Linked DNA regions of Homo sapiens: all the other regions are linked to region 1. The links are chromatin loops, found by intact Hi-C in ENCODE. Cell type or tissue: B cell. All regions are shown on one strand. Region 1 holds the start of HDAC6 (histone deacetylase 6). Region 2 has its middle 24 kb from the start of GLOD5. Region 3 holds the start of PIM2 (Pim-2 proto-oncogene, serine/threonine kinase). Region 4 holds the start of WDR13 (WD repeat domain 13). Region 5 holds the start of SUV39H1 (SUV39H1 histone lysine methyltransferase). Region 6 holds the start of FTSJ1 (FtsJ RNA 2'-O-methyltransferase 1). Region 7 overlaps OTUD5 (OTU deubiquitinase 5).

Region 1 (4,000 bases):
TTCTGTCCAGGAACATTTGGAATGACCCACCAGAGGTACACTAGAAGTGACCTGACCCTGCCCATGAATCCCTGTCCTCACACACCTCACACAAAAGGAATACCTCTCCTTAGGAAAAAAGGCCCCTACCCTCAATCCTGCAAAAGAATACCAGCCAGATAGAGACCAAGGCCTGACACTACAGCACAGATCGGCAAACTATGGCATTCAAGCCAAAGCCAGACTGTGGGCTGTTTTACATTTTTAAAGGGTTGTTTTTTAAAAAGAGAAAAAAAGAAAAATGCCACTGAGACCGTATGTGGCCTGCAAAGCCTAAGATGTTTACTCTCTGTCCCTTTATAAAGTTTGCTGACCCCTGCTCTTCAGAAACCTCTCTTCTGATCCAACAGAAAAATGGGCCTTGACCCTTTGCAAGACTCCCTACTCTATCAGGCTGCAGGTATCAGAACTCTAGAATTTTTTTGTAGTGTGTTATCATTGTATGTGTTTTCTTTGGTGAGTGTAGGGGTTTAAAGGTCTTAGGTCTGCAACTCTTTTGCGCTGAGACAAAAGATAGGTTCACGTAGGAGGGGTGAGAGGGAAGAGGCGGCAGGACATCTTCAAGAGGATCAGAGGGCAAAGCTACTGGGCGGTGAGACCGTCAATCTGTCAGTCTGATGCAGAACCCCCGGACTGCTTATCTCTCCGGTCCCAGCTTATAGCCCGGTAGGAAATGGTGGAGAATGAGACAGGGAGATTAGGAGGACAAACCGGCCTCCTGCAGAGCTGACATTTAGACATGGAGTGGGAGTTGCGGGGGAGAGGGGGTGCCTAGGGACAGCTCCCCAGACGCACACACACTTTCTATTACTGCTTGGGAGCAGTGGTTACCCGTTGGAGGGGGCAGATAGGGAGAGCTGCTGCCCATGAGAACTCCCATCCTCAAGGCCATTCTGGCCCTGGGCACTATTATTATCACAACTTTCCAGATGAGGAAACGGAGCACAGAACTGTTCAGCAACTTGCCCAAAGTCACATGGTTAAGTCCCGTAACCTCAGTTTCCTTATCTGCAAAGCAGCCTTAATAATGGGAACTACCTCATAGAATTGTGGTTTACAACGATGCCTGTCACATAATACTTGCTATCATTACCATTCCCTGCCCCCACTAAGACTCCTTCCACTCAGAATATTGCGGCAGAATATTAATAGCTAATATTCGGCCAGTGTTTCCTGTGTACCACCATAGTGAATATTAACTCGGAAAATCCTCACATTTAGCATCGTCACCACGCCTATTTTGGCCGCCACCACCAACGTCCAGTGGCAACCTCGCTCTCGGCCCAGCCACAACCAGCCCGCCCGCGCTACGTCATCACGGCGCGTCGCGCGGGAAGTCGCGGGGAAAAGGTAAGATGCCCCTTCCTAATTCCCTCGCTTCCTTGCTTGCTCTCCAGACACCGCCGACCCGAAGGGCTCCTAAGTGACTGGACAGGGACGGAGGGGCGGCGGCTATGGCATCCGGGACGACAGCGACGATAGCCGAGGCAAGAAAAAGCTTGCACCGCAGCCCTGTCGGGAACCGCCGGCGCCTGCCTTTTACGTAGGCGCAGCACAGCTGGCGTAGCACGCCGACGCACCGCCCCGTCGCCTGTGAGCTCGCGGTGTGGCTCAGCCCAGCTGGCGTAGCACGCCGACGCACCGCCCCGCCGCTTGTGAGCTCGCGAGAGGTGTGGCTCGCGCGAGGGGCGCGGCCTTGAGGCACGGTCCCCTCTGGAGGCGGGATCTGGGCGGGCAGTCGAGAGACGAGGCCCAATGGAAAAGAAAAGCCTGAGCGCTCGCGTCCCCACAGGTCGCCAGAAACTTGGTGGAGCGAGCCAAGGGCGGAGTTTGAGAAAGGGGCTGCGTCCAATGAGTGGAGCGGTGAGTACAGCGCGTCGACGGCGGAGGCGGGAAGGGGGCGGAGGCCGACCGAAGGCGGCTAGGGACTGGCTGAAGAGGGTTAGCGAAACGTTAGCGGTCGGGTCTGGGCAGGGGGTGGAGCTGGTTGAAGGAACGGGGCAGTCCCCTGAGGAGCGGGGCTGGTTGAAACGCTAGGGGCGGGATCTGGCGGAGTGGAAGGTACCGGTCCGGCCCGATAAGGGGTGGAGTTAAGTGAATCGTTAAGGGTGGAGTCGAAACCGGGGTCGGGGCCGGGGCCGGCTGAGTGAAAGGGTGGGTGATTATCCCGGGAGATAGGCCGAAAGGGCAGGTTCGTGAAGGAATGGGGTCTGGGCTGGGCTTAGAGGGTCTGGGAATGGGGCTTAGGAGAGTAGAAGGGGCGGTGATTGGTTGGAAAGGGCAGGCCCTAAGACGGACTGTGTGAGCCCGGGGGCTCATTGCTCCGTGAAAGGGCAAGACCAGGGAAAGAGAATCGTGTAAAAGGGGTGGAGTCTAGCGGGCCGGGCGGGGCCGGGTAGAATGGCCACCTGAGTGGAGGGAGAAGGCCTGAGAGAGGCGGAGTTTGGAAGGCTGTGGAGAATCAGATCGCGTAAGGAATGGAATCTAATAGAGGGGGCGGAGCCTGGAAAAGGGCAGAGAGGTGGGGTCCTCAGGGCACACTAGCCCCCTCACATACCCACGCTCCTCCCCCCACCCCCAGAACCGCGGCAGGGGCCAAGCCTCCTCAACTATGACCTCAACCGGCCAGGATTCCACCACAACCAGGCAGCGAAGAAGTAGGCAGAACCCCCAGTCGCCCCCTCAGGACTCCAGTGTCACTTCGGTGAGGCCCTAGACCCGCCCTGATGAGGGGGAGAGGGAGCAAGTTGGTCATGCCCTGGACTCTGACCCTTCTCTCTGATTCACAGAAGCGAAATATTAAAAAGGGAGCCGTTCCCCGCTCTATCCCCAATCTAGCGGAGGTAAAGAAGAAAGGCAAAATGAAGAAGCTCGGCCAAGCAATGGAAGAAGACCTAATCGTGGGACTGCAAGGGATGGTGAGCAGGGCCTGGCTGCAGTTTAGCCTCGTATGACAATCAAAACCCAAAGGTTCCCCACCCTGGACAGTTCCCTCTGACTCAGGGCCTAAAATGGATCTGTGTCTCCTTTTTTTTTTCCTCTGCAGGATCTGAACCTTGAGGCTGAAGCACTGGCTGGCACTGGCTTGGTGTTGGATGAGCAGTTAAATGAATTCCATTGCCTCTGGGATGACAGGTGAGGCTGGGTCCTCCAGGCTGTCTCCAAACCACAAAAATACACACACTTAGAGCCCATTAGCAAGAATAAATCTTTTCTTACCCCAGCCTGGATACTGGAAGCAGATGATTTGGGGAGGTAGGGCTCACACTTGAAAGGGTTCTTTTATGTAGCTAACAAACATTTATTGAGTGCCTATTGTGTGCCAAGAGTTGGTGATACAAATGTACCAAACAACAGACAGGGGTCCTTCTCTAGGAGCGGATTGATGAGTAGGAGGGCAGATCATTAAACAGCCAACAGCAGTATGAGGTGTTTAATGAAGACAGACTTAAGACCAGGGGATTCAAGGGTGTATAATAGAGGATCCTAAACTAGTATCCGGGCTTCCCAGAAGCCTTTATAGAGGAAGAGACGTTTGTACTGAAACAGAAGGATGAAACCTCCCGTTTGCTTTACTTTTCAAAAAGAATCAGCAAATCCTTTTGGCTATATGTTCAAAATATATTCACCATCTGACCTCTCCTCACCACCTCCACTGCCACCATCATCATCACTCACCTAGACTTGCAGAGGCCTCCTCCCTGGTCCCCTACTTCCAACCTCACCTCTATTATCTGTTCATGCAGCAACCTAAAAAAATATGTATGAGTTGATGTCTTTGTTAAAATACTTTAAGGAGGCCAGGCATGGTGGCTCACGCCTATAATCCCAGCACTTTGGGGGGGCCAAGGCAGGTGGATCACTTGAGGTCAGGAGTTCGAGACCGGTCTGACCAACGCGATGAAACACTGTCTCTACTAAAAATACAAAAATTAGTTGGGCGTGGTGGCACACACCTGTA
Region 2 (4,000 bases), 64 kb before region 1:
AGTTCACTGCAGCCTTGACCTCCTGAGTAGCTGGGGACAACAGACACGTGTCACCATACCCGGCTAATTTTTTTTTTTTTGTAGAGATAGGGTTTCACCATGTTGGCCAGGCTGGTCTCGAACTCCTGGGCTCAAGGGATCCACCCACTTTGGCCTCCCAAAGTGCTGGGATTACAGGTGTGAGCCACCGTGCCCAGCCTACAAGAAAAAAAAAAAATAGCCGGGCCAAGTGTGGTGGTACGCACCTGTGGTCCCAGCTACTCAGGAGGCTAAGGTGGGAGGATTGTTTGAGCCAGAGGTCGAGGCTGAAGTGAGCCATGATTGCACCACTGCACTCCAGCCTGGGCAACAGAGAGAGACCCTGCCCCTAAAAACATACAAAAAGGCCTGGGCAACATAGTAAAATCCCACCTCCACAAAAAATAAAGAAAGTTAGCCGGGTGTGGTGGCACGTGTCTGTAGTCCCAGCTACTCAGGAGGCTGAGGTGAGAGAATCACCTGAGATTGGCAAGTTGAGGCTGCAGTGAGCCGAGATCACACCACTGCACTCCAGCCTGGGTGACAGAGCAAGATCCTGTCTCAAAAATAAATAAATAAAAGTAAAGACACACAAAAAAAGAAAAGAAAAAAAAACTCTGCACATCCGGGGACAAAGATCCATAAACAGCTTAGAAACCTTGGGACATTCTGGACCAACGTAAACAGAAAAACAGAAAAGAAAAACAAAAAAAAACAAAAAAAAAAGAAAGAAAAAAGAAACCAACCCTGGGACAGAGACCCACAAAGATCTCAAACACCTAAACCTCTGAGACACAGATTTTCAAACAGCAAAGAGACTTCACAGTCTTTTTATAAGTCATACCCTGAACTGAGATTCCAAAACAAATCAGACTTCACATCCTGCACACAGTCCTCCAAACTGCAGAGTGTAATAACTACCCTATGATGAGCTGACTTGACTTGAGAATCACTTTCTTCCTACTACCTACCTACCTCACCAGCCAAACACCTCCCCTGTCTGATGTTTAAAATCCCATCATTTAAAAGCGTACTCTTTTAAGTCTTGCCCCCACCTTCCAAAATTCTCCTTGTAGTTGCCACAAGCTCTTCAGCATCCCAGAGCGTGAAACCATGCATCTCTCTTTTAATCACTTATAGCCCACCCCATCACACTCCTAGTCAGGCCTGGTCCTGAGGGAAGCCTCCAAATCACCCTCTTCTGGGAGATGGGGGCTGGCCTGGAGGAGGATCATGAGATCACCTTGAATCTTATCTGCTGGACTCAGACCTACAGGTAGCCTGAAAGACAAATGCCAGGGACCCTGAAGAATTTTTCTTAGTGCTGTTGTGAACGGTGAGTGGGTCCTGAAATCAATATAATGGGATGCAATAGGCATTGCTTAAAAAAAGAAAGAATAGGTAAAAGAAAATGGAAAAGATTACCCGACACACTCTGTGCCAGCCCTTGAGTACAAGCCAATAATGCCAGCTTCTTTTACAGGTGCACAAGTTGAACTTCCCAGACGGGATTCGAACCTACGATCTCCAGTAGCCAAAGCCCTGCCTCGGCAACCCTGAACGCCAACCCAGGAGCCAAAGCGCTTGCGCCGAAACAGCAGCCAATAGGAACGCGGAGCCGAAGGACCCGGCCTGTAGCCTCTTAGTGATTCCGGAAAACCTCGGTACCCTGGAAGAGCTTAGGTAGGCAGTCTCGCGGTGACCAATCAGAGCTCAGGGCAAGACTTTGTCCCGCCCTACGCAACTCGTCCAGGAAGCAATCGCCGCTCCGCGGCCTTCCTCCTCACCCCACCCCCGGAGTTGATTCGCATCTGTATAGCCAACCCGGCGGGAACGGATATATTAATAAAAGCTTGGTGGCGGCGGCTTCCAGACAGGTGGACGCTTTAGGCCGAAGATCGGGTCCGCCCGGCGCGGGGGTCGGTCCAGGCAGAGCCATTCTCTCCTCGGTCTAGGGTGGAGGCCGATCCACTCGCGGGATGAGGAGACCTTTCGTGTCTCCACTAGTACAATGGTATCTTCCGAAATACACGACCCCTCCCCTGTGGTACCTCCCATGACCGTAGTGGTATGGTCCTGGAGCTGCACAGTCTAGTCGTTAACCCTTCATTCCCACCGCTCACGCTCCCCTTGTGTGTGCGACAAGGACTCTTTCATGTCAGTGTCAAGTGAATCAATCTTCAGTTCACCGCAAAAGAACTAAATGGACTCTTTCATGCCTTCCTCCTGCCCACGTTCCAGCCCTGTCTCCCCCAACCGACGTCCCCCAGAGCACTGTCCCTGCCCCATACCCTGATGATTCGTTTGAGAGCAAAGGCCCAAGCGTCCAAACCCTTGCTGCAGAGCCACCGCCCATTAATGGGCATTCATTCCCGAGGCCACTGATGGAAGTCTGCCTTTGTGTGGCAGCATTTATCAAAATAAAAAGCAGACACCCCTCCTTACTGGAATGTCACCACCACGAAGGTAGGGAGGGATATGTGTATTTCTAGACCCCCCAAAGTCTCTGCCTGAAACTGCCCTGCACACAGTAGGTGCTCAAAAGGGGATTTGTTGAATAAATGACTCCTTTGGCGTGGCAGTTTCACTTTTAAGTATGTGTTCTAAGGAAATAATCATACATACGTGCACAGTCCTGTGTGCACAAGAATGGAAGGAGCAAACAACTAAGGGAGAAAACGGCAAATGCTTAAAGGCGATTATACCATAGAGTACCAGCTGGCTGTGAAACAGAATGAGACCTCATTACTGGAAACACCCAGATAGCTCAGGGAGTTCACATCATTGCACACAGAGCACAAAAGAGCTCAGAGATCTCACACCGTGGGATACAGAGTCCAAAACAGTTCAGGGAACTCACACTGAACACAGACCACAAAACAAAATTAGAGAACTCAATAATGGAACATATCTTAATAGATTCCCAGTCATTTCATAGGTCTCATCCTCGTCACAAAATCCTACAAACATTTCAGAGACCTCACCCTGGGACACAAAGGCCGAAACACCTCAGGGACGTTGCACGCTGGGAAAACAAATCCCAAACACCTTACATACCTCATATCCTGGACGCAGACTCCAAAACAGCTCGGAGACCTCACCACCTGGGATATAGATTAAATCTGGACAGAGACCACATACTCTTTTTGCAGGGTCTCACTCTGTCACCCAGGCTGGGGTGCAGTGGCGTGATCACAGCTCACCGCAACCTCCGCCTCCCCAGCTCAAGCAATCCTCCCACCTCAACCTCCCCAGTAGCTGGGACTACTGAAGCAGGCCACCACACCCGACTAATTTTTGTATTTTTTTCTAGAGACGGGGTTTCACCATGTTGCCCAGGCTGGTCTCGAATCCTAGGCTCAAGCAATCCACTGGCCTGGGCCTTCCAATGTACTGGGATTACAGGCGTGAGCCACCATGCCCACCATGAGACCACATAACTCCACGTAGACCACAAAACAATTCAGAGGCCTGGACACAAACAAAATGAAGGTGACCCACCTGTACTGCCTGGAGAGACCACCTAAAGGACATGCTGTTAATGGAGGCAAAGCAAGTGGGAAAAAATGCTCAAAGAATGGCCTCATAACCTGAGAACCAGCCCTGAAAAGTGTTCTGAGATCTTATACACAAACAGCTCAGAAATCACAGAAAATATATTCTTTTACCATAGTGGAATTAAACTAGAAATCAATAACAGAAATGTATCTGAAAAATCCAAAAATACTTGTAAATTAAACAAAACACTTTTTTTTCTGTTTTTGAGACAGAGTTTTTGCTCTGTTGCCCAGGCTGGAGTGCAGTGGCATGATCTCGGCTCACTGCAACCTCCGCCTCCTGGGTTCAAGCAATTCTCCTGCCTCAGCGTCCCCAGTAGCTGGGATTACAGGCGCCTGCCACCACGTCTGCCTAGTTTTTGTATTTTTAGTAGAGGCAAGGTTTCACCATGTTGGCCAGGCTGGTCTCAAACTCTTGACCTCAG
Region 3 (4,000 bases), 120 kb after region 1:
AGGCTGCTGACTTGCACGGCAGCAGACGTTTTCTCACCGAGATGCAAAAATACCGATATTGCGCAGGCGCACCCTCTCCCTTTGGGTCCCATGGACTGCGCAGGCGCAGTTTCCCCTAGAGCCCGCCAGGGGGCGCTCCCAACTCTACAACTTGCCCAGACCCGCCCTGATGTCCGTTAGCGTTATAACGGCAAGAGAGAAGCAGCCACCATCACCATGGCAACCAGTGACCTCTGCCCCTTGTTCCCCACCAGCACGCCCTGCGGGCAGTCCCCCAGCAGTGTTTGGAGGAAGGATGGTAAAGGTTTGTTGGAGGGGAGAATCCAGGGCTCTAGGGGAATTGGGGTGAATCAGAACTGTATGTCACCCCAAGGGAGTATAAATGGGCTGGCAGTATTCTCACTGTTACAGGGCCCAGGGAGTCATACATCCCCTGGAAAAGCAAGGAGGTGAATACATCAGTGATGGAGTAGGTAGGTTAGGAAGGGCTCCGAAGGTACTCACCAAGGGGGACCAGCCCAGCACACGATTCCGGGGAATCACTTTGATGGCCACCTGGAGAAGAAGGCCGTGATAAGGAGGCCAGCAGGTGATCCCCAGACCCCTCCCAGTCTAGACCTTCTGCCTACCTCCAGTATTCCTCCATCTACCAGCACTCTAGTCTTTCTGGTCCCCAACCACAGCACCCCACAGAACGCGTACCAGGGCGTCTCCCCTGCCCTCCAGGTCCTCGGAACCAAGTTTATCTCTCCCACCTTCCTTAGCCCTGGGCTCTCCGTTCTCAGGCATCAGGACTCATCACTCCAAGTCCTGAGTTCTAGATTTCCTGATACCCCAGGCCCACAATCTTCCTATTTAGCTCTACGACACCCCAACTCTGTACCAGGGTCCTGGTCCGCATGACTCCACACTGGACACCTACCTCCAAAAGTCCCACAAATCTCACATCTAGGTCCCTGCTTTCCCACACATACACAGCCTGGACCCCGGGGTCAAGGAACTCCGGAATCTGAAGCCCCCTGCCCCCCCCCCCCGCCCATAACCTCCTAGACCGACACACACACGCGCACGCACACACACCTGGCCCTCTACACACACTGCAGGCTCACTCCTCGGACACGGACACGGACACACACACACACACACCTGGTCCTCTACACACTCTGCAGGCTCACTCCTCGGTCAACCAGCATTCCAGGGCCAGGACCCCCGCCCCCGCCACACGCACCTGACCCTCCCAAGACCCTCATGACGGATACCTGGAGTCGATCTGTGAGGCGGTGTCCTGCGAAGACGGTGCCAAAGCCCCCCTTACCCAGGAGGGGGCCGAGTCGATACTCGGCCTCGAACGCTTCCCGATCCTTGCCTCCTACGCAGGCGGAGGCGAGGAAGTCAGGGTGGCGGCGTGCTGAGCCCAGCCACGACTCCCTCCCCCCGCGCTGCAACCCATCATTCCAGCCCACCCCGTCTGGTTGCAGTAGGGGAGGATGTACTCACCTGGCGGCGGCGTGGGGGTCCCGGGGGGCGCGGGAGGCCCCTGTAGAGGCTTGGTCAACATGGAGGTGGCGCTGCGCAGATTGAGCCCACTGAACCCGCTAAGCCCGCAGGGCGTGGACGCCCGGGGCAGCGCAGCTGGGGAGCCAGGGCTGGGGGGCGCCAGGGTGGAAAGCAGAGAAACTGGTGGCCCGGAAGCGCCCGCAGACGGCGCAGCGTTGAGATTCGCCGCGCGCGCCAGCCCCAATGCTACTGAGCCTGGGCACGCGCCTCCCGGGAGAGTCACCCTGGGCGACAGCCCCGCCCACCTGGCTTTGATCAATCCGGACGCGGCACCTGCTGTACCACAGCCAATCGGAGCCAGTTCTTATTTGCATACCACCCTCATCGTTTCAAGGGCCCCCTTATGCAAATACACGCTCGGTTCTTCCGAGGAGGCGGGGCCTGCATGTAAATGAGGGGGCTTGAGGTGGGGCTCACACCAAGAGGAAACCGGTTCTGGGAATCCCTTTGCAGCACCGCGCTTGTTTTGGTTGTTGCGCGGGGTTGTTGTTGGTAGTGGTGGCGGTGTGTGTGTGTATTTACACTTAAAAAATAACTGCGCAGTATCCTTTCCTGGGAAGTTGGTTTGCCGCCGCTGCCTGGATATTAGCACAGAGATAGCGCCAGGCCGGGCTTCTAAGAATTCGCGCTTGTGGCTATCCAAGACTCCGTCTCGAAAGGTGCTTGTCGGACTCCTTCACCGGAGTCCTCCAGGCGACTGGCGGCCTTCACTGGAAAGCTGAGGCCAGGGCCCTGGAAATATCTGGTAGCCAGGGAGGGGGAACCCCTACCATCAACGCCACGGGTGTGCATTGGTCAAAGGCAGCATTGCCTGGTGAGTGTTTATTGGAGCTTTTAACCCTGAGCCCTGGGCCCAGTCAGCAAGTCTAGAATCTAGAACAGCAGGGGGTGGTTCTTGGGGGATGGGGGTGAGCCCAGAGTGGTGGTGGCATGGGGCTGCTCTTGGAGTTGAGAGAGGCAAGGACTGAGAGACATGATAGAGGCTGCTAGAGAAGTGGCAACTCTCAGACACAAATTTGTGAAAAACAGCCAGAAAAGGCGCCACACCCCAGGAAGAAAAATGCACTCCAAAGACACATGAATGCCAAGATATACACAAACACATACTGTCAGACACATTCACAGAAACGACCTAGATACACATGCAGCCAGAGACTGACATACACTTTCAGGCAAGCACACTGTCAGAAAAATAGTTATGTCCTAGAATGACACCCAGAGATACACTGTTACAGAAAGGCACTCACGCAGACCTACATTTGCCATGTGATGACACAGAAATGTCCCGTCACACTGGCAGAACTTGTCACAAACACACTGTCACCATCAGATATGCACTGTCACAGCAAGACTTGTACTGTCCCAGAAATGAGAGACGCAGAGTCTGTCACAGGAAGATGCACAGATGCTCCAGGGACACACATGCACTGCTCTGAAGGCAGACATGTACTGATGTGATAGAATCACATTTTGTGGCAGTGTCACAAAAACAGACATGGATAGACCTGTTCAGACACAGACATACATACACCATGACACATGCAGTTTATCAATGGAACAAACTGTCCAGAAATAGCTACCCAGAATCTGTTGCAGGAACACAAACGGACATCCACCCCATCAGACAGAAACCACAGATGCACTGTCACAGACAGACCCACGCAGGCATGCACGCATCTTGGATTTAGACACAAACTGTCAGAGATAAGAGTCCCACACTCAGTCACCATCTGACACACCTGGAAACAAGCCCTTCATCACACACACAACTGGGGACACTCTGTGAGCTGCACATGAAGACTTGGACTCACCACAGTCACACACACACAGACAACACCAAAAAAGCACACATGTACTCTCCTTTGTTCACCCAACGTTATTGGGGGTGGTTTGCTATAAGCCTGCCAGGCCTTGATGGGGATGTTGGTATCAGAGATGTACAGATAAGTCAGGCATCAAACCCGTGCCATGAAGTTTATCTGTAGTACAGCTACTGGGGAGATTTTTAGATAGAAGTGAGAATGTGAATGGGCTTCTCAGCAGGTGACCCTCTGTCTTGAAAGACAAAGAAGGTTGGTGGCTCAGGACAGGGGAGGGCAAATTGCAGGCAAAGGCCAAGAACACTGGACAGAGCGGCGAGAGATTGGCAGGGGCCAAATGGTGCAGAAACTTCTACAAAAAGAATACTACTAACATTTGTGCTCTCTCAATGTGCCAAGCACTGTGCCCAGGTAGTACGTTACTTTGATCATACATATTCCCTCTAGATGATCACAGCAGAAGCATGAGGGAGTAGATATCACTTTTTTTTTTTTTTTTTAAGACTGAGTCTCGCTCTGTCACCCAGGCTGGAGTGTGGTGGCGCAATCTCGGCTCACTGCAACCTCCACCTCCTGGGTTCAAGCGATTCTCATGCCTCAGCCACCCAAGTAGCTGGGATTAC
Region 4 (4,000 bases), 200 kb before region 1:
GCTGAGGCAGGAGAATGGCGTGAACCCAGGAGGCGGAGCTTGCAATGAGCCGAGATCGCGCCACTGGACTCCAGCCTGGGCGACAGAGCGAGACTCCCGTCTCAAAAAGAAAAAAAAAAAAAAAAAAGAAAGAAACTCAAGCCTCAAGCTGTCTGGGGGCATCCAAGTCCAACCATCCCAGTCACACACACACAACCGACCTTACTCATCCCAGGGGTGTGCAGAGGCCCACTGCAAGAACTGGTGAACTTTCAAGGCGTCTTTGCATATATGATGATTTTTTATTCTATTATTCAAGTTTTGCTTGGACAAGATTGTGCTGCTAAAAAGTGGCCTACACCACTTTTTTTGTTTTTGTTTTTGAGACAGGGTTTCACTCCCGTCGCCCAGGCTAGAGTGCAGTGGCGCGATCTCAGCTCACTACAACCTCCGCGTCCTGGGCTCAAGCAATCCTCCTGCCACAACCTCCCGAGTAGCTGGGACTACAAGCGCCCGCCACCATACCCGGCTAATTTTTGTATTTTTAGTAGAGACGGGGTTTCACCATGTTGGCCAGGCTGGTCTTGAACTCCTGGCCTCAAGTGATCCACCTGCCTCGGCCTCCCTAAGTGCTGGGATTACAGGCGTGAGCCACCGCGCCCGGCCCTACACCACTTTTTAAAAGTCGTGTTTCTTCTCTTTTTTATAATGTTGTACTTCTGATTTCTAGGGAATGATTAGCAAACTCACCCCTGACGCTATGTCCCTTGGACATTATCCTTGTATACACAAAAAGTGCAATTAACGAGTGGGTAGAAGTCAAGGGGTGGAGCCTCCGTCCTTGGGCTTGAAGCCAATGTCCCTCAATGCGCCTGCGAGACTCCCACGCCCTGGGAAGGATGCCTATCGATTCGCTCTGGGCTCGGCAGTTCTTTCTGATAGCAGGCAGCCATCTTGCCTGGAGCCTGAGAAAGGGAGGAGAGACAGAAGGAACCGGCGACAGTGGTCTCAGGGCCGCTCCGGGGGGCCTCAAGAACCGGAGGCAGCCCCGGAGGTGGTCCCCGATCCCGGGCTATGCTCTTGGATCTGAGAAGGGAAGGCGGAGGGCGGCGGGGACAAGATGGGTGGAGAATGTCAAGCAAGGAATGCTAGGCGGGGGAGGGGCGTTGCTATGGCGACTGGGGAGGGGCGGTGTCTGTTCTGAATCGCTGTGTGTCACCCGGGCGCTGCCCAGGAAGGGCAGGGCTGGGGTGATGACCATGGTAACACCCGGGGGGGAGTTCGTGACATCTCCGGCGCGGAGGGACTCGATGTCTATGGCAATGGTCGCCTGGTGGAAGGGACGGAACTAGATCCCTTCGCTCGGGACGCTCACATTCCAGGCCCTTGTCCTGCAGGCTGCCGCGGGCGGACACGCCAGAGGAGGAGGCCGGGGAATGGCCGCGGTGTGGCAGCAAGTCTTAGCAGTGGACGCGAGGTGAGGCGTGGGGTCAAAGCCCATGGGAGCAGAACTTACTGTGGTGCATGCGCAATGGCGATAAGTGAGGCTGGGCGGAGAACTTGCCTTATGCGGCTGCGTGGGCATGCCGGAGGTGAGCATGCGCAGTAGCGGGGGCGGGCACGCCCGCGGTGAGTTGGCTGCGCCGGAGAGGATTCTAAACAGCAAGCTGGGAAAATGTGGTCAGATGTGGGCATGCGCAAAGCGGCTACCTGTGAGAGGGAGGTGGGGCTCAGGCAGGTGACATCCTATCCCCTATGGGTGTCCCCTAGACTTTTTTTTTTTTACATCATCACTTCCCCATTCTGACCCCATCACCTCCCAACGCTGACCCCCATAATGTCAGTCTGATTTCTGTCGCCCTGGTATACTGACCCTAATTATTGTCTGCGCTGACCCAGTCACCCCGTAGGGACCCCAGCACGGCAGCAGACTGACTCTGTTGTCTGCAAACTGACCTCATGACCATGCTCATTATTACTGCAGACTCACTCCCACCACAGGACCAAGAGGTCCCTCATCACCACTGCTAGTCATTCTTACCACCTAGGCCCCAGTCACTGCCACACACCTCACTCTCCTGCCGTACCCCCCCCCCCGAGCTGATTGATTCCCTCTGTCCTGTGCCTGCTGCCTGCCCTGCATCCTGACCCTGCAGGTACAACGCGTACCGCACACCAACGTTTCCACAGTTTCGGACGCAGTATATCCGCCGGCGCAGCCAGCTGCTGCGGGAGAATGCCAAGGCTGGGCACCCCCCAGCGCTGCGTCGGCAGTACCTGAGGCTTCGGGGGCAGCTGCTGGGCCAGCGCTACGGGCCCCTCTCCGAGCCAGGCAGTGCTCGTGCCTATAGCAACAGCATCGTCCGCAGTAGCCGCACTACTCTTGACCGCATGGAGGTGAGCTTCTGGCCACATTCACCCCCGGGCATACCCTGCCTGCACACATTCACTCCACTGACTTTCATCAAGCACCTGCTCTTTGCTGGGCACTGTTCTGCATCAGCAGAGGACAAAAAGATAATATGCCAAGTAAACCAGTAAACACACAAACTTTGTAAACAGGTCAGTAAACATATAGCAAGCCCTGTCTTTAGTATCTGCTGAGCAGGGGGAGGGCAGGAACAGCAGAACTCGTGAGGAAGCCACTGCAGTAGTACAAGTGGGCAGCGGTGGTGGTGGCAGGGGACACAGTGAGAAGTGATCTGACTCTAGGTAGATTTTCAGGGCTCCACACCTCAAAGGTTCTCGGGCTTTTTGCAAGATGCACCCACCCTGACCCTCTCCATTTGCAGGACTTTGAGGATGATCCTCGGGCCCTGGGGGCCCGTGGGCACCGTCGTTCTGTCAGCAGAGGCTCCTACCAGCTGCAGGCGCAGATGAACCGTGCCGTCTATGAGGACAGGTATGCACCAGAGGCAGCCAAGGCGGGGGGCGGGTTGCGAGGAGGAGAGGGGCCCTGGGGCAATGGCAGACTGAACACTCTCGCATCTACCTCCTGTCACCCCTCACTTCCTATTGGGGCCCAGGCCCCCTGGCAGCGTGGTGCCCACGTCAGCAGCAGAGGCAAGTCGGGCCATGGCCGGGGACACGTCACTGAGCGAGAACTATGCCTTTGCGGGCATGTATCATGTTTTTGACCAGCACGTGGATGAGGCAGGTGAGCCAGTGGGTAGCGGGTTCCATCACCAAGCGTTTGCCCAAACTGTGACAACCAACCAAGGCATCCTTTTCTGAATCCAAGGCCCCTGGCACACTCCAAAGGAGGAATGACCATCCATAAAGCCTTTTGTAGACTGAAAATCCCTCTGCAAAGTGGTCAGTGCTTCGTCTACTGGAAAGGGCCTCAGAAGCCTAAGAGAGAGCCCTTTGCAGCAGGCTGCCTGGGTTCCTGAGTCACTTGGAAGAGTTCAAAGCCTTTGCTGATGATAAATCCCCTTGCAGAGGGCAGAGTGGGCTACAGTGTCAAGGGTTTTGCAAATTGCCAAGACCTTGATTATAAAGTGTTCGCTAAGACAGGAACTTTTTCATGTTGCAGAAGACTTTTGCAATCTGCAAAGGAGCTGCTAAGACTTAGGGAGCTTTGGCAGAGGGTCTTCAGGGGTTACAGTTCCCTTTGTCAGCCAAGGAAAGCCCTTTGCTGAGGCCACTGTTCCTCATGCAGTGGGGCCCCAGCCCCAGGCACACACGTCAGAGCCTTTTAGAGAGAAAAGTGCCCAGTGAGTGTGCAGATTCCCACTAATGGCTTCTTGGCATTGCAGTCCCAAGGGTGCGCTTCGCCAATGATGACCGACACCGCCTGGCCTGCTGCTCACTCGACGGCAGCATCTCCCTGTGCCAGCTGGTGCCTGCCCCACCCACAGTGCTTCGCGTGCTACGGGGCCACACCCGTGGTGTCTCCGACTTCGCCTGGTCCCTCTCCAATGACATCCTCGTGTCCACCTCACTGGATGCCACCATGCGCATCTGGGCCTCTGAGGATGGTCGCTGCATCCGAGAGATCCCTGACCCCGATAGCGCTGAA
Region 5 (4,000 bases), 110 kb before region 1:
TTGGGGGCACTACTGGCGACAGACCCTTTTGTCTCCCTCTCAGATCCAGACAGGCAGAGGTCCTGTCTTAAATCACTCTTGTGGGTTGGACAGGTCTCCTGGACACCCGGGAGTGGGAGAGCCCTGCTGCCCGAGGAGACTGGGGGTACATGAGGATGAGCACCTGACTCTGCTCGAGAAGGAGTAAGGGAGGGAAGGGGATGCATGGTGGGACCTTCGCTCCTGTCTGTCCCCTCAGGGCAAGCTGGGGCTGACGGAACCTCAGACCAGCCAGTCACTTCTTAATGAGCTCACAGCTGGACTGGCAGGCAGACAGAATATCCGTTTGGTTAACTGTATAACTGTTTGGTTGACTACAGAACTCATGGAGTGACAGGGAGAAGGCGCAACTTGAGGACGTGACAGCGCAGTTTCCTGAACATCTAACTGAATGACAGCCTGCCTAGGACTGGCTGGGGCTGGTAGCCTGACAGTGGAAAAGACAGGCAGCCTCCTGAGGACCTTGCAGGCTGGCTGACTGATGGCCCGTGGTGCTACTGCCTGCCTGGGTGGCCGGATGTTGTGAATGACTATTGTCAGGAATCACAGCTGGCGGGGGAATGTCTAGATGTTATACTGTCTGGCACCGTGTAAAGGAGGGCCACCTGGGGAAACTTCAGGCTAACTGATCAACAGACCCGTGGCTGCTTGCTAGGCAGCTGTATCTGGTGATCAACTATCCACGCTGCTCGAATCACAGCATGCTGGAGGGCCTGGCTGGGTGCTCTGACTGACTGATCACCTGACAGACGGTGCGGTCAGTCGGATGCTGAGAATGACTGACGATGTGATGAGGGGCGGATTGAACGAGTCACAGGCCAGCTGGCCAGGAGCAAAATCGGCATAGCTGTCTGACTCGATGGCTGTACGTGGTTACGGACTGTCTGCCCTGATAGAATCTCAGCTTCAACGCATCAGAGGAGACTGACTTGACCAATGGTGGGGATGAGTCGCCTGAGAAATGACAGACTGGCTGACCCACTGACAGGTGGTGTGGAGGCTTAATCCTACCTCTAGTTGCTGTGACTATTTGCTTTGAGGGCCTAGCTGGATGTTGTGACTGATCGTGGTGTGAATGAGAAGTAATCTGAGGGAAAGACAGTGACCAACTGATAGTGCCCGACAGGGCTGTATTAGATGCTGACAGTGACAGCTTGTCCCGACCTAATCACAGCCCGCCTGGGGGCATGGCTGGATGCTGCAGTCTATGAGAGGATTTAGCCAGGGAGAATCGCAGCTGGTCCCAGGGCTATGGTGGGTGGAGAGGAGGACTGATTGATCTGCTGACAACGTGAGGACAGGATGGTCTTAGGGAATGATAAGGCAGGCTGGCTAACAGTGCTGTCTGCCTGCCTCCAGGGAGTCGCCGCTGGCCAGGGCACAAATGGAAGCCAGTATTGACTGCCCAGCAGTGTGGATGGGGGCCGGGAGTCTGACTAGGCACCTGTCTGGGGCGACCGCCTGAGCAGTTGGATACGGCACTAGTCCACCTGGGAGCCCCGGCCTGCTTGGGGTTAAAATGAGATGACGGGCTGACTGACGGTGATAACAGGGAGTATGACAGGACTGAGGAACCACTGCGACTGGCTGATAACGTGATTGGCTAGCAGTGTGACAGACAGACCAGCGCACGGGCAGGGCCTCTGGCAACTTTAGCTACCGCCGCTGTCGCTCCCGCTGCCGCCGCCGCCCAGACGCACTCTGGGAAAGCGCGGCGAGCACCCGCCTCCGGGACCGAGCCGGGCGGCAGGGAGGGGTTCGGTCACGGCTCTCCGGTTGGTCCGCGCGGGTGCTGCGAGTCGGGAGCCGCGGCCAATAGGCTGCGCGTTCCCGGCCACGCCCGCGCGAGCGCTCTTCTCGCGAGGCCGGCTAGGCCCGAATGTCGTTAGCCGTGGGGAAAGATGGCGGAAAATTTAAAAGGTGAAGCAGTGGAGGCAGAGGCGCGGGCCCGCTGGCCGGGCCGGGTGGGCTGGAGGGGTGGCGTTGCCGGCTCGGGGCCCCGGCGTCCGAGGCCCCGGCGCCGGGAGCCGGAAGCTCGGCGCGGAAAGGATGAGGCTCGGGGAGCGCGGGCCTGGTGCGCGGGGCTGGGCGGGGCTCAGGGGAGGGGGCGCGCGCCTCGGAACGCAGCGGGCCTGGGGCTAAGTGGGGACGCAGGAGGGGGGCGCGCGCTGCAGATCGCGGCCGGACCGGCGCGCGCACGCGCGGGGGCTTGTCGAGGAGGCCGCGCCCGCGCGCGGGAAAATCGGCCCCTGGTGACCGTTACCCATTCGGTGTCCACGCGAGACGCCGGAAGGGGAGGGAAGATAAGGGGGACAGACCCCCCCTTCAGAGTGCGGGGACTGAGAACTCTTCTGGGGGAAAGTATCGCCTCTCGGCGTGATGGGGGAAGGGTTTGGAATAGAGGATCTCCCAGAAGAGAGAAATGGGGCCTTCCTAATAGGACAGCTGGACTCCCCCATGTGCAGGGAAAGAGGGGTGACTCAGTTATGTTGGGGGGCCCCTCTATGTGACGAAAGCCGCAGGGAGGATGGGTTCCACAAGTGGGAGGACCTCTGAGGGGTTCAGGAGAGTCCACCTGTGGCCAGTTCCGGAGCCAGCAGCTGGAGGGTGTTAATTGGGACCACTTAAGTGGGGTTTCAAATGCAAGTGAAGGAAGGGGTTTGCGAGGACAGGCTGTAGGGAGAGGAAAGCGTGGGCACAGGCGGGCTCAGTCTCCACTTGGTCTTGCCTAAGTAGGGGGGGTAGGGCTTGCACACGAAATAATTTTGAAAAGCTCTTGTACGTTTTTAGGTTGACATCTAAAGTTTAGGTGTGATTTTTGCAATGGGAGGCAGAAAATATTAAACATTTTAAAAAGATGATATAGGATGAGGACTGACTGCCCTTGGAATGTTTTGAGACATGATTTGATAAAATGGCTTCTAAAGTACTTTGATTAAGAATGTGCCTTGAATCAGAAAGAAATCTGTTTTTTAAAATCCGTGTGTCTTACAAAATTTTGGCAGTCCCAGAAATATACCAGGTATATTTAAAAGAATCAGTGTCACTAATCTGTACCGCTTTGCGTATAAATTCAGAGCATAACCCTTTGGATGAGCTTTACTCTTCACAGAAAGATGGATGAGACAGAAAGTCAAAATGCAGTGTGAAAAAATATACCTTGTGGATTTAAGGCACCCAGATTGATCATTTAAGGAGCCTTCCTGTAATGTAGTATCATTCCACAATCTCTTGCTCATAATTCCGAAATCTAAAAAGCCCTGAAAACTGAAATCCTTTTCTTAAATTTGGCACCATTTATGGCAAAAGTAGATTATAAAGTGGAACTCTTCTGTGAGGCTATTTTATATCTCTATTTCTCCTATTTAATGTGGGAAATTCATACTTTTGCTGCAGGACGGTTAATGCATTTGATTATAGCTTGATGTCCCCTGGCCACGCTGGGGGTGTTAGGTGATGTATGGGATATCCTAGAACTAGTCTTGTAAAATCCAAAAAATTTTGAATTCCAAAACACATCTGGCCCAGGAGTTTGAGATAAGGGATTAAAGACCAGTCTTTCCAGTTACGCCTTTGTTTGGTGCCCTGGAGGTTTTAATCTTGTCCTCCCATCCGCCCCACCTCGGGGCACTGCATCCTACTGAGATGGGGGGTTGTTCTCTTTCTTTTGCAAAGTGGAGAGAGGGGTGATCAGGTCCTGAACCCAAAGCAGGTTTGCAGGCAGTTTTAGGAATGACATGGAGTTTGAAGCTCTGGAAATAGATTCCTTTAGGACAATTCATGTTGCAAACCCCGCTTAGAGGTCTGCTGCTCCAGGGGCAGCTTTGGGCAGTGAGTATTGGGGTTCAAAGCACATTTCTGTTGTAGAACAGTCTCAGCACTGGGGAAGGCCTGTGGATTAAATTTCCCTGACTCTTAGTCAGTCTTTGGGATGTCCCAGGGAGGATTTGGGGTCCCCTTT
Region 6 (4,000 bases), 330 kb before region 1:
AAGCTGGAGTGCAGTAGCACGATGTCGGCTCACTGCAACCTCCACCTCCCAGGTTCAAGTGATCCTCCCACCTTGGCCTCCTGAGTAGCTGGGACTAGAGGTGCGCATCACCACGCCCAGCTAATTTTTGTATTTTTAGTAGAGACGGGGTTGCACTATGTTGGCCAGGCTGGTCTCCAACTCCTGACCTCAAGTGATCCCCCCGCCTCGCCCTCCCAAAGTTCTGGGATTATAGGCGTGAGCCACTGCATCCAGCCCTTTTATTTTTTAAAGAGACATGGGTTCTCGCTATGTTGCCCAGACTAGATTCAAACCCCTGGGCTCCAGGGATCCTCCCACCTCAGCCTCTGGAGTAGCTGGGACTAAAGGCACATGCCGCCGCCCCTGGCTAATACTCATATGCATGTTGCCAGGATTAAAATGAATGAACAAAGGGAAGGACATGCTGGAGCCAACTTATACAGGTTGGGAGGAGCTGTTCAATTTTCAGAAATTTTGCAAACTGGTTGTTAAACAGCTGGTTTAACAACTGGTTTTGTTTGTTTGTTGAGACAGGGTCTCACTCTGTCACCCACAGTGGAGTGCAGTGGCAAGATCAAGGCTCACTGCAGCCTTGACCTCCCAGGCTCATGCAATCCTCCCACCTCAGCCTCCCAAGTAGCTGGAACTACTCGCACACACCACCACGCCCGGCTATTTTTATTATTTGTAGAGACGGGGATCTCACCATATTGCCCAGGCTGGTCTTGAAGTCCTGGACTCAAGCGATCCTTCCACCTCAGCCCCCTAAAGTTAAACAGCTATGGTTAAAAATGAAATGATATAAACTTACTCAAAACTGGTAACTTCCTAATTTTACCACATTCCACTATTCTCTATGCTCTTGAGGTCATTTACCCCCATTTTATCTGTATGGTAAAAATAATACATGATAGTGCACTACTGCATCTCTTTTAAACTCCCTGTTCAGTGACCACAGGTCGGTACCTTGAAATCTAACAAGAAGATTGTACCTAAGCCATGGAAATTGGTAAATGCTAGAAACCAGCCTCCCTTCCCCCCACCCCTCCCCGCCACCACCCCCGCCCCAGCCAGTGGTTAACCATTTACCAGCACACCACTGAGGGCATTTAGAGCCTAGCACATGGTAAACACTATGATAAACGTTTTCATTATTTTTCCGTTTGTCCACTGGGTCAGGATGTATAGTCTTTTTTTGTGTCTGGGATGGAATTTAAAATATTTGAAGATCACAGAATTACAAAAGCCCAGAGAGTGGCTAAGCTACACCTATTTAACCCTCCCAATAATGCTGTTAAGTCTATACTATTGATTATCCCCACTTTCCAGACAGGGAAACTGAAGTTCTGAGGCAGTAAAACTCAGGCAGCGCCATGCATTAGCTGTAGTGCGATCTGAAATTGCAGCCGAGCAGCCTCCGCGCGCTCGCGCACTTCAAGAACGCATTTTCCTTACTGTCACGTTTATGCCCCGAGTGGTAATTTCGCTTCCCGGCACGCGAAAAATGAATGGGCGCCATCTTGCGCGTGGCATCTTGGGAAATGTAGTTTACAGGCTCAATAACAAGCACGGTCCAAGAAGGGAGGGGCGGGGGAGCAAATCGATCTTGGCCTCGGAAGAAAAAGAACAAAGAATCGCTGGCAACTTGCGCGTCGCGTCGCTGCAGCCACGCAGTGCGTGGATTCAGCCGCTTTGGCCGTGCCCGTTGCATGCCGGGAAACGCAGTTCGCGAGCCCCGGATACGTCGACAATAGATGACGGGGCTCACGTTGTACGTTCACATCAGGTCCCGGCCCGCCGGAACCTGGGCGATCCACGATGCCGAGTTTGCCACGCTGCGACAGCCCATAGGCTTGCCCCCCCGGGCATTCGGGTGGACTACGAACACAAACTGAAGCCCTAGGACTTGTCGCCCGTTTGCGCTCTCGCCGAGGCACAGGCTGCTCGCGGACCACCCTGCTCCGAAAACTAAGGTGGGCCCTGGGGCGCGGAGGACAGGAATGCGGGCGGAGGCTATTGAGGCACGCCTGCACTGTCCCGCCTGCGGGGAAAGGAGGGAGGTCCGCCCTGGGCGCCGTAGCTGTGTATGGTTCGGGCGGCTGGCACCGGGTGGGTTCTAGACCCAAGGTTTGTCTGCAGAAGGGGACCAGTAGACGGGGTGGATTCGAGGTGGGGACATGGGACGCAGCGGTCGGAGCCGCCTGGAGGGGTACCCGGTGGTCCCGATGGAGCTATCATCTTTGAGGTATTGATGAGGAGGGACGGGGAGTGTGGTCAGAAGGCTGTTTTGGGAGGTTGGGTGGAGCGTGAGGGTGGGGTGTTACTGGGGAATCAATGGGGGCTAATAAGAATATTTTAGTCGAACTGTTGTTCATTGATTGATTAATGAGGGGATGGCAGAGTAAGCAACTAGAATATAACGAGTGATGGATGGGAAAATGATCCCCCAGGTATTGATGGAGGTATGATATTCAACGGGTTAATGGAAAGTGATGGGGCATCGTAATGGCAAGGATGATGGTGAGGTTGTGGGGGGAATAATAGATGGATGGAGGTCATGATCAAGGGGCCTTGGTGAAAGAAAAGATAATGAGAGGCTGATGGTGTTGTAGTCAGAGTCAGTAGTTGGGCTATGGTGGCATGACCGTCGAGGAATTAGGGGACAGAGTGAGTAAAGAGAGGGCAATAGTAAACTAGGGTTGGGGGGGTTAACTTCTGTTGATACATAGTAGGTGAATAGTAAACTGTTGGAGTGTGATCATCCAGTGATGGATCCATGGAGAGCAGGGTGGACAGTGAGGGGAGAATGGGGAACTGATGTGTGATCAGTTAACGTGTTTGTTAATGAAAGAGTTACAGGGCAGGAGGCTAGTGCTGTGATCTATGAAGGGTCTATTGGAGAAAACTGAGTTAATGGGGGCTGATAAATCAGTAATTGAATGCTTAATGGGGAGCTAATAGACCATGATTCTCCAGGCATTGTTAGAGGTTCATAAGGATGTAGTAATAAAGGGGCCTAATCATCTAAGGGATTAATGGCGAATGGGGTGAAACGAGAGAGATATAGGGAGTGGGAGGTACAATGAAGTAGTATTAGGATAAAGGTGGAAAACAAGGGATTAATGGGGGCTAATAGGACTATATGAATCTAGGGGCAATGGGGACAACTGGGGATACAGTCAGTGAGATTTTAATGGGCATGACATGAGCAGAGAAGGGTTGATAGTGGCAGTTGCAGGGTTTAATGTGTGGAGTGTGGGTGACAGTGATGGGAGGTGGACAGGTTCACAAGTGGGCCATCTATGGGATGAATGTTGGGTTTATGGGGTCTTTTGTGGGAACTGTGGGGTAAGTGATGGGGGCGAGGAGGGTCTGTGTGATAAGCAGTGGAGCCTGAGAGTTCAGTGATTGGGTCCTTCAGGCCCTATAAGGTCAGTGGGGTCAGTGCCAGGGCTTCAGTCAGCCCATCTTCTGTGTGAGCTGTCATGTGGGTCAGATGAGCCCAGTTTAGTTTGTGTGGTTCTCTCCGCCCTACAGAGGTAGGTGGTAGCCCATTCATCTGGTTACTGATACTGGCCGGCATCAGTGGACTGTCGGCAGGTCCTTGAGCAACTGGTGTGTGAAATGGGACGGACGTCAAAGGACAAGCGGGATGTCTACTACCGCCTGGCCAAGGAGAATGGCTGGCGTGCTCGCAGCGCCTTCAAACTGCTACAACTGGATAAGGAATTCCAACTCTTCCAAGGTCCCTGACTGGTGGGCAGGTCACTGGGCGGTGAGGTGGGCACAGGAGGTAAACAAGTAGGCTGGGTCTGCAGAGCTCCCTGTGGTAGGTGGGCTGACTCAGAGGGTCTCTGGGGCAGGGAGACAGGCAGGAAGATAGGCAGAATACCGGAGAGGAGTTGGGCACCTGGGCAATGGAGATATGTGGGTGCTCCCCAGGGGAGAGGGGTGAATTTTGCAAGGGTCTCCAGGTTGG
Region 7 (4,000 bases), 140 kb after region 1:
GAACCCAGGAGGCAGAGGTTGCAGTGAGCCGAGATCATGCCACTGCACTCCAGCCTGGGCGACAGAGTAAGACTCTGTCTCAAAAAAAAAAAAAAAAAAAAAAAGGGATAACCAAATGGCAGGCCTTTTGTGGGGATTAAATGAGATAACGGGTATAAAATAACTACCACTGGGCTTGGGACAGAGTAGCCACAGAGTAAATCAGAATTCCTTCCTCCGTAGGGAGGCCTGAATGTGGGGTACTGTGAAGGTGACAGAGGTGAGTAAAATCCTGCCCCTACCTTCGGGGAGCACACAGTCTAGTAAAAGAGATAAGACACACATGCAACTAACTTTAGCTTAACTCAGGATGGGCAGCCTGTGGCCCGAATAGTCCAGGCGTCGTGAGATTTGGTCAAACTAAGGCGAGAAGGAAACACACTCCCTCTGCTTCGCTTGAGGATCTTCACACATGCCGTTCCTTCTCTTCAGGACGCTCCTTCCATCCTCGTCAGCTGCCTACTTCTCAAACACCAATGTGTTCTTTATTTATTTATTTATTTGAGACAAGGTCTCGCTCTGTCGCCCAGGCTGGAGTGCAGTGGCGCGATCATAGTTCACTGCAGCCTTGACCTCCTGGGCTCAAGCGATCCTCTCGCCTCAGACTCCCAAAGTGCCTGGATTACAGGTGTGAGCCACCGCGCCTGGCCCAACATGTTCTTTAATACAGTTCCCCACTACCCAGGACACCTCTATCACCAGATTTATCAAAGGTGTGCATAGACTTCTGCCCGACCACACTGGGCTCCCACAGAAGGCAAAGGGCAGTTCACACCAAAGTCCACCCCCAGCTCAGGGCCCGATACAGTAAAGGAAATCAGGAAAAGTTTACTGAGCAAATGGATAGGCTGGGTAAGCCAGGGAGCTCTTCTCCCTGTGAAATTAAAGTGGGCCTGAAGATCATGCAAGTCTGATTTCCACTGGTTTTGGGAATTTCCCTTTGTTTCCCCAGAGGACCACTGCTCTGATGGGATCTCCCTGGGGCATGGGGCTAGGGTCAGGTCACACAGGAACACTCCTGAGTTCTTCCCTGTCAGTCTACCTCTCTGAAGAACTGTCAGAAGAACACCTTCCCTGCCTTCCCCTTCCTACCCTGGAGTGTTCTGTGAGAAAGGCTACTCTGAGATAGAAAATAGGGCCCATGTTTGTCTCCAGTCCTCTTGGAGGTGAAGAGACCTGAAGGGTAAGGGGGTGTGGAGGTTGTGAAGGCGGGAAGGGGGGTAGCCCCTTCACCAATGTAAACAAGGATGTGGGTTCTGCGGCCACACTCTCCCCCGCCCTCCCCAGCGGCATTTCCAGCAAGTCACATGTCCTGCGCACAGGCTGGGGGCCCCCTGCTGCTGCCTTTCTTAGAAGCCAGGACCACAGAGCCCGCACAGTGAGCTACTTGGGGAGCTATTTCTGTAGACTGAGCTTGGGGTACTGGGAGGCAGTGCTGTTGGCAGCTGCAGTAAACAGGAACAAAGATGAGAATGAAGGGGTTAAATAGGGGTTGGCTGGCCAGGCTCAGAGAGATAGGCTGAGGTGCTGGAGAAAGCCCATCTCCTATGGAAAGGTCAACGGTCATTTCCAGGCCTGGGAGTTCTATCTTCAAGAGCTAGATGCCAGATGCAGGAAAATGGGGAAAGAGAGGAGACTGTGGAACAGGGAAGGGATCTGGGGGAAAACCCCCTGAGGGTCCCATTTCTCTGCCACTGACCCCTTTGCCTGGCAGAAAGGCTCTGCTGCCTCCTAGCTGTGTAGCAATGGATAAGGCCTTTAACCTCTCTAAGCTGAAATGTCCTCATGCATAAGGTGGAGACAGTAACTCCTCTTCCATCTGCTGGGTGTTGTCAAAACTACACAGGAGGTTTGCCAAGCACCTAAGGCACAGTAGGTGGTCAAGAAACAGGAACACAATTTGTCATGACGACAATGATTCCTTCATATGCTAGTTACCCACGAGTCAGCCAGAATGTTGCCATAACCACTTATGAAGCCCTTCCTCATTTCTGTTGCAATTCCTCAGCCAGAGGAAAGCCCCAAATGCAGACCTAGGATGCATGTCCTCTCCTGGCTCTCTACCTTTAGCGAAACCAAAGGTCCACAAGTCTACCTCTAGGCCGTTAGTTCTAACAAAACTTCAGCAGTTAAATTAATATCGAATTAACAATACAGGCTTCATAAAACAGGGTCCTAAAGTATGGACGAGTTATGACACTTCTTTACTTATCTGTAAAATGTAAAATACCACCTTCTCTCCTCAATCCTATGATGGCACTGATAGGTGATATGGTATAACATGTACCTAATCACAGCTTTTGAGGGGGGAAACACACCACACTGATTATAAGGTATACCCTAAGTTTGGAATCATTAACGTGGAAGAAAATATACATCTCCAAACCAAGGAAAACAGCAATAGTACTACCCCAACAAGGGAGAATAGAAGGATTTCTCCAATAATATAAGGCAGGAAAAGCATCTAAGCACAGAGCTAAACACATAGGAAGTACTCAACAAGAATTCATTTTTGGCCAGGTGTGGTGGCTCACGCCTGTAATCCCAGCAATTTGGGAGGCCGACGCAGGTGGATCACCTGAGGTCAGGAGTTCAAGACCAGCCGAGCCAACATGGTGAAACCCTATCTCTACTAAAAATACAAAAAATTAGCCAGGCAGGGTGGTGGATGCCTGTAATCCCAGCTATTTGGGAGGCTGAGGCAGAAAAATCGCTTGAACCCGGGAGGTGGAGGTTGCAATGAGCCAAGATCACACCACTGCACTACAGCCTAGGCAACAAGAGCGAAACTCTGTCTCAAAAAAAAAAAAAAGAATTCGTTTTTCTGACTTTCCTAGCTCCACCTCTGTCCTCCAGAAAGCCCTCCTCTTCCCAGAAGGCTGGCACACAGGGCTGGGGGCCAGGCTTGACTTCCCTGTGGAGGGGTCTGAGGTTGGGGGGATGACCTGCAGAGGTAGGGGAATTCAGAGAACTTGTTTTGATAGAAACTGAAACTCCTCCTCTTGCTGACGCTGCACTTGTGGGCAATCTGCACCTGTTCTCCCCTCCCAGAGGCCAGCTGGAAGGGGGTCCCCCACCATTCTACCTCTGTTCCCATCTCAAACAGGGCTCAGAAATCCTCAGTACAATACTACAATTGGTCCCACACCAAAGACTTTTCACACTCCAACTCATTCTATCCTTACCAAAACACTCTTACTTTACCCAGGAGACACAGAAATGTGGCAAAGCTTGCCTGGGATCACAGATTTAGGGGGAGTGAAGGGGAGGCCAGGCTCTCAAAGGGTAACTGCTGGCCCCAGCTGATATTACCACCTTCACCCCAATCCAGCCACCATCTTAGTCACCTTACTCCCTGGGGCAGGACCTGATCTTGTGTGCCTCAGTTTCCACACCAGCACAAGCAGGAATCAGCTAGAACCCAGGAAAGGCATGGGAGAGGGCAGAGATTATAGATATCAGGGGCTGCATCTCTCCCTAGGGCCACAGAGGCCAATATGAACCTTACCCTCCCCATACACACCCCACTTCTTTCCTTTTTCTGGACACACAGAGACACCAGTATAGAAATGCACATGTGTATACACATACAGCAGAGACTGCCAAAGATGCTCCCTGAGGCCAAATGCTCACCCAACAAATCCCACAACAGAGAACTATCACATTCAATGAGTAGATGCCCTTGCCACTTCAGGAAAGACTGAAGATGTGAGGCTCTATAAACTGAGGGACCCCCTACCCCACCAACCTCCTTCCTGGCCTCTGGCAGGGTAGGTGGAGGGCAGGGGAAATAACCAAGAGCTCTAACAGACTAGCCTCAACCTCTCTCCTCTGTTGCCCGGGGGAAGTCCTTATGTAACTAATGTAATGTAACCAATAATGTACCCAGATTTATGTTAAGAAGCAAGACATGAGAGCCTGGATTATCTTCCTATAGGGTCCTACCATTTGCTTTAGAGAC

What was found. A loop is a pair of places that touch in the nucleus more often than their neighbours do. Peaks named below come from ENCODE experiments on the same cell type or tissue, not always from the same donor. Only the 100,000 strongest peaks of a DNase experiment are listed, where the experiment ranks them.
Region 2: it touches region 1 in a loop (18-fold over the local background); 41 of 110 quality-filtered maps call a loop at or near these places.
Region 3: a loop joins it to region 1, with 20 times the contacts of the local background. A loop is called at or near these places in 12 of 110 quality-filtered maps.
Region 4: it touches region 1 in a loop (22-fold over the local background); 5 of 110 quality-filtered maps call a loop at or near these places.
Region 5: it touches region 1 in a loop (12-fold over the local background); 34 of 110 quality-filtered maps call a loop at or near these places.
Region 6: it touches region 1 in a loop (16-fold over the local background); 3 of 110 quality-filtered maps call a loop at or near these places.
Region 7: it touches region 1 in a loop (6-fold over the local background); 8 of 110 quality-filtered maps call a loop at or near these places.

What each region holds. Positions count from the first base shown.
Region 1 is chrX:48,800,043-48,804,042 of GRCh38, forward strand. HDAC6 (histone deacetylase 6) reads left to right here and starts at 2,025. Exons shown (of 29, transcript NM_006044.4): 1 at 2,025-2,100; 2 at 2,621-2,743; 3 at 2,829-2,957; 4 at 3,086-3,174. The coding sequence starts at 2,651. RefSeq lists cis regulatory regions at 376-876, 579-625 and enhancers at 384-1,215, 1,337-1,606, 1,453-1,966, 2,597-2,676. In B cell, no CTCF peak of the experiment used is centred here; a DNase peak (open chromatin) is centred at 1,819; H3K4me3 peaks cover 1,858 bases; H3K27ac peaks cover 2,123 bases.
Region 2 is chrX:48,735,596-48,739,595 of GRCh38, forward strand. No RefSeq gene overlaps it. Among named protein-coding and RNA genes, the nearest start is that of GLOD5, 24 kb to the right of the region's middle. RefSeq lists enhancers at 1,507-1,636, 1,827-2,086, 2,137-2,186. In B cell, no CTCF peak of the experiment used is centred here; a DNase peak (open chromatin) is centred at 1,726; H3K4me3 peaks cover 1,523 bases; H3K27ac peaks cover 1,001 bases.
Region 3 is chrX:48,917,277-48,921,276 of GRCh38, forward strand. It overlaps PIM2 (Pim-2 proto-oncogene, serine/threonine kinase), which reads right to left and starts at 1,748. Exons shown (of 6, transcript NM_006875.4): 1 at 1,498-1,748; 2 at 1,260-1,369; 3 at 505-555. The coding sequence starts at 1,558. RefSeq lists silencers at 1,525-1,664, 1,755-1,994 and enhancers at 3,045-3,104, 3,798-4,000. In B cell, a CTCF peak has its summit at 98 (motif pointing right); DNase peaks (open chromatin) are centred at 135, 1,885 and 2,869; H3K4me3 peaks cover 3,066 bases; H3K27ac peaks cover 3,242 bases.
Region 4 is chrX:48,596,582-48,600,581 of GRCh38, forward strand. It overlaps WDR13 (WD repeat domain 13), which reads left to right and starts at 911. Exons shown (of 10, transcript NM_001347217.2): 1 at 911-1,033; 2 at 1,377-1,456; 3 at 2,136-2,376; 4 at 2,772-2,881; 5 at 3,006-3,136; 6 at 3,738-4,000. The coding sequence starts at 1,416. RefSeq lists enhancers at 1,217-1,536, 1,557-1,626, 1,647-1,706. In B cell, no CTCF peak of the experiment used is centred here; DNase peaks (open chromatin) are centred at 1,090 and 1,560; H3K4me3 peaks cover 1,367 bases; H3K27ac peaks cover 1,160 bases.
Region 5 is chrX:48,694,845-48,698,844 of GRCh38, forward strand. It overlaps SUV39H1 (SUV39H1 histone lysine methyltransferase), which reads left to right and starts at 1,890. Exons shown (of 6, transcript NM_003173.4): 1 at 1,890-1,959. The coding sequence starts at 1,941. RefSeq lists silencers at 1,504-1,583, 1,614-1,913, 2,204-2,303 and an enhancer at 2,444-2,723. In B cell, no CTCF peak of the experiment used is centred here; a DNase peak (open chromatin) is centred at 1,737; H3K4me3 peaks cover 1,682 bases; H3K27ac peaks cover 1,695 bases.
Region 6 is chrX:48,474,403-48,478,402 of GRCh38, forward strand. FTSJ1 (FtsJ RNA 2'-O-methyltransferase 1) reads left to right here and starts at 1,797. Exons shown (of 13, transcript NM_012280.4): 1 at 1,797-1,994; 2 at 3,559-3,766. The coding sequence starts at 3,646. LOC124905185 (a long non-coding RNA gene) reads right to left here and starts at 1,941. Exons shown (of 2, transcript XR_007068226.1): 1 at 1,477-1,941; 2 at 1-786. In B cell, no CTCF peak of the experiment used is centred here; a DNase peak (open chromatin) is centred at 1,649; H3K4me3 peaks cover 1,818 bases; H3K27ac peaks cover 2,564 bases.
Region 7 is chrX:48,935,858-48,939,857 of GRCh38, forward strand. All of the region lies in intron 2 of OTUD5 (OTU deubiquitinase 5), which reads right to left. Among named protein-coding and RNA genes, the nearest start is that of PIM2, 19 kb to the left of the region's middle. RefSeq lists enhancers at 1,103-1,876, 2,758-3,257, 3,268-3,317. In B cell, a CTCF peak has its summit at 1,766; DNase peaks (open chromatin) are centred at 1,334, 1,924 and 3,034; H3K4me3 peaks cover 3,120 bases; H3K27ac peaks cover 3,795 bases.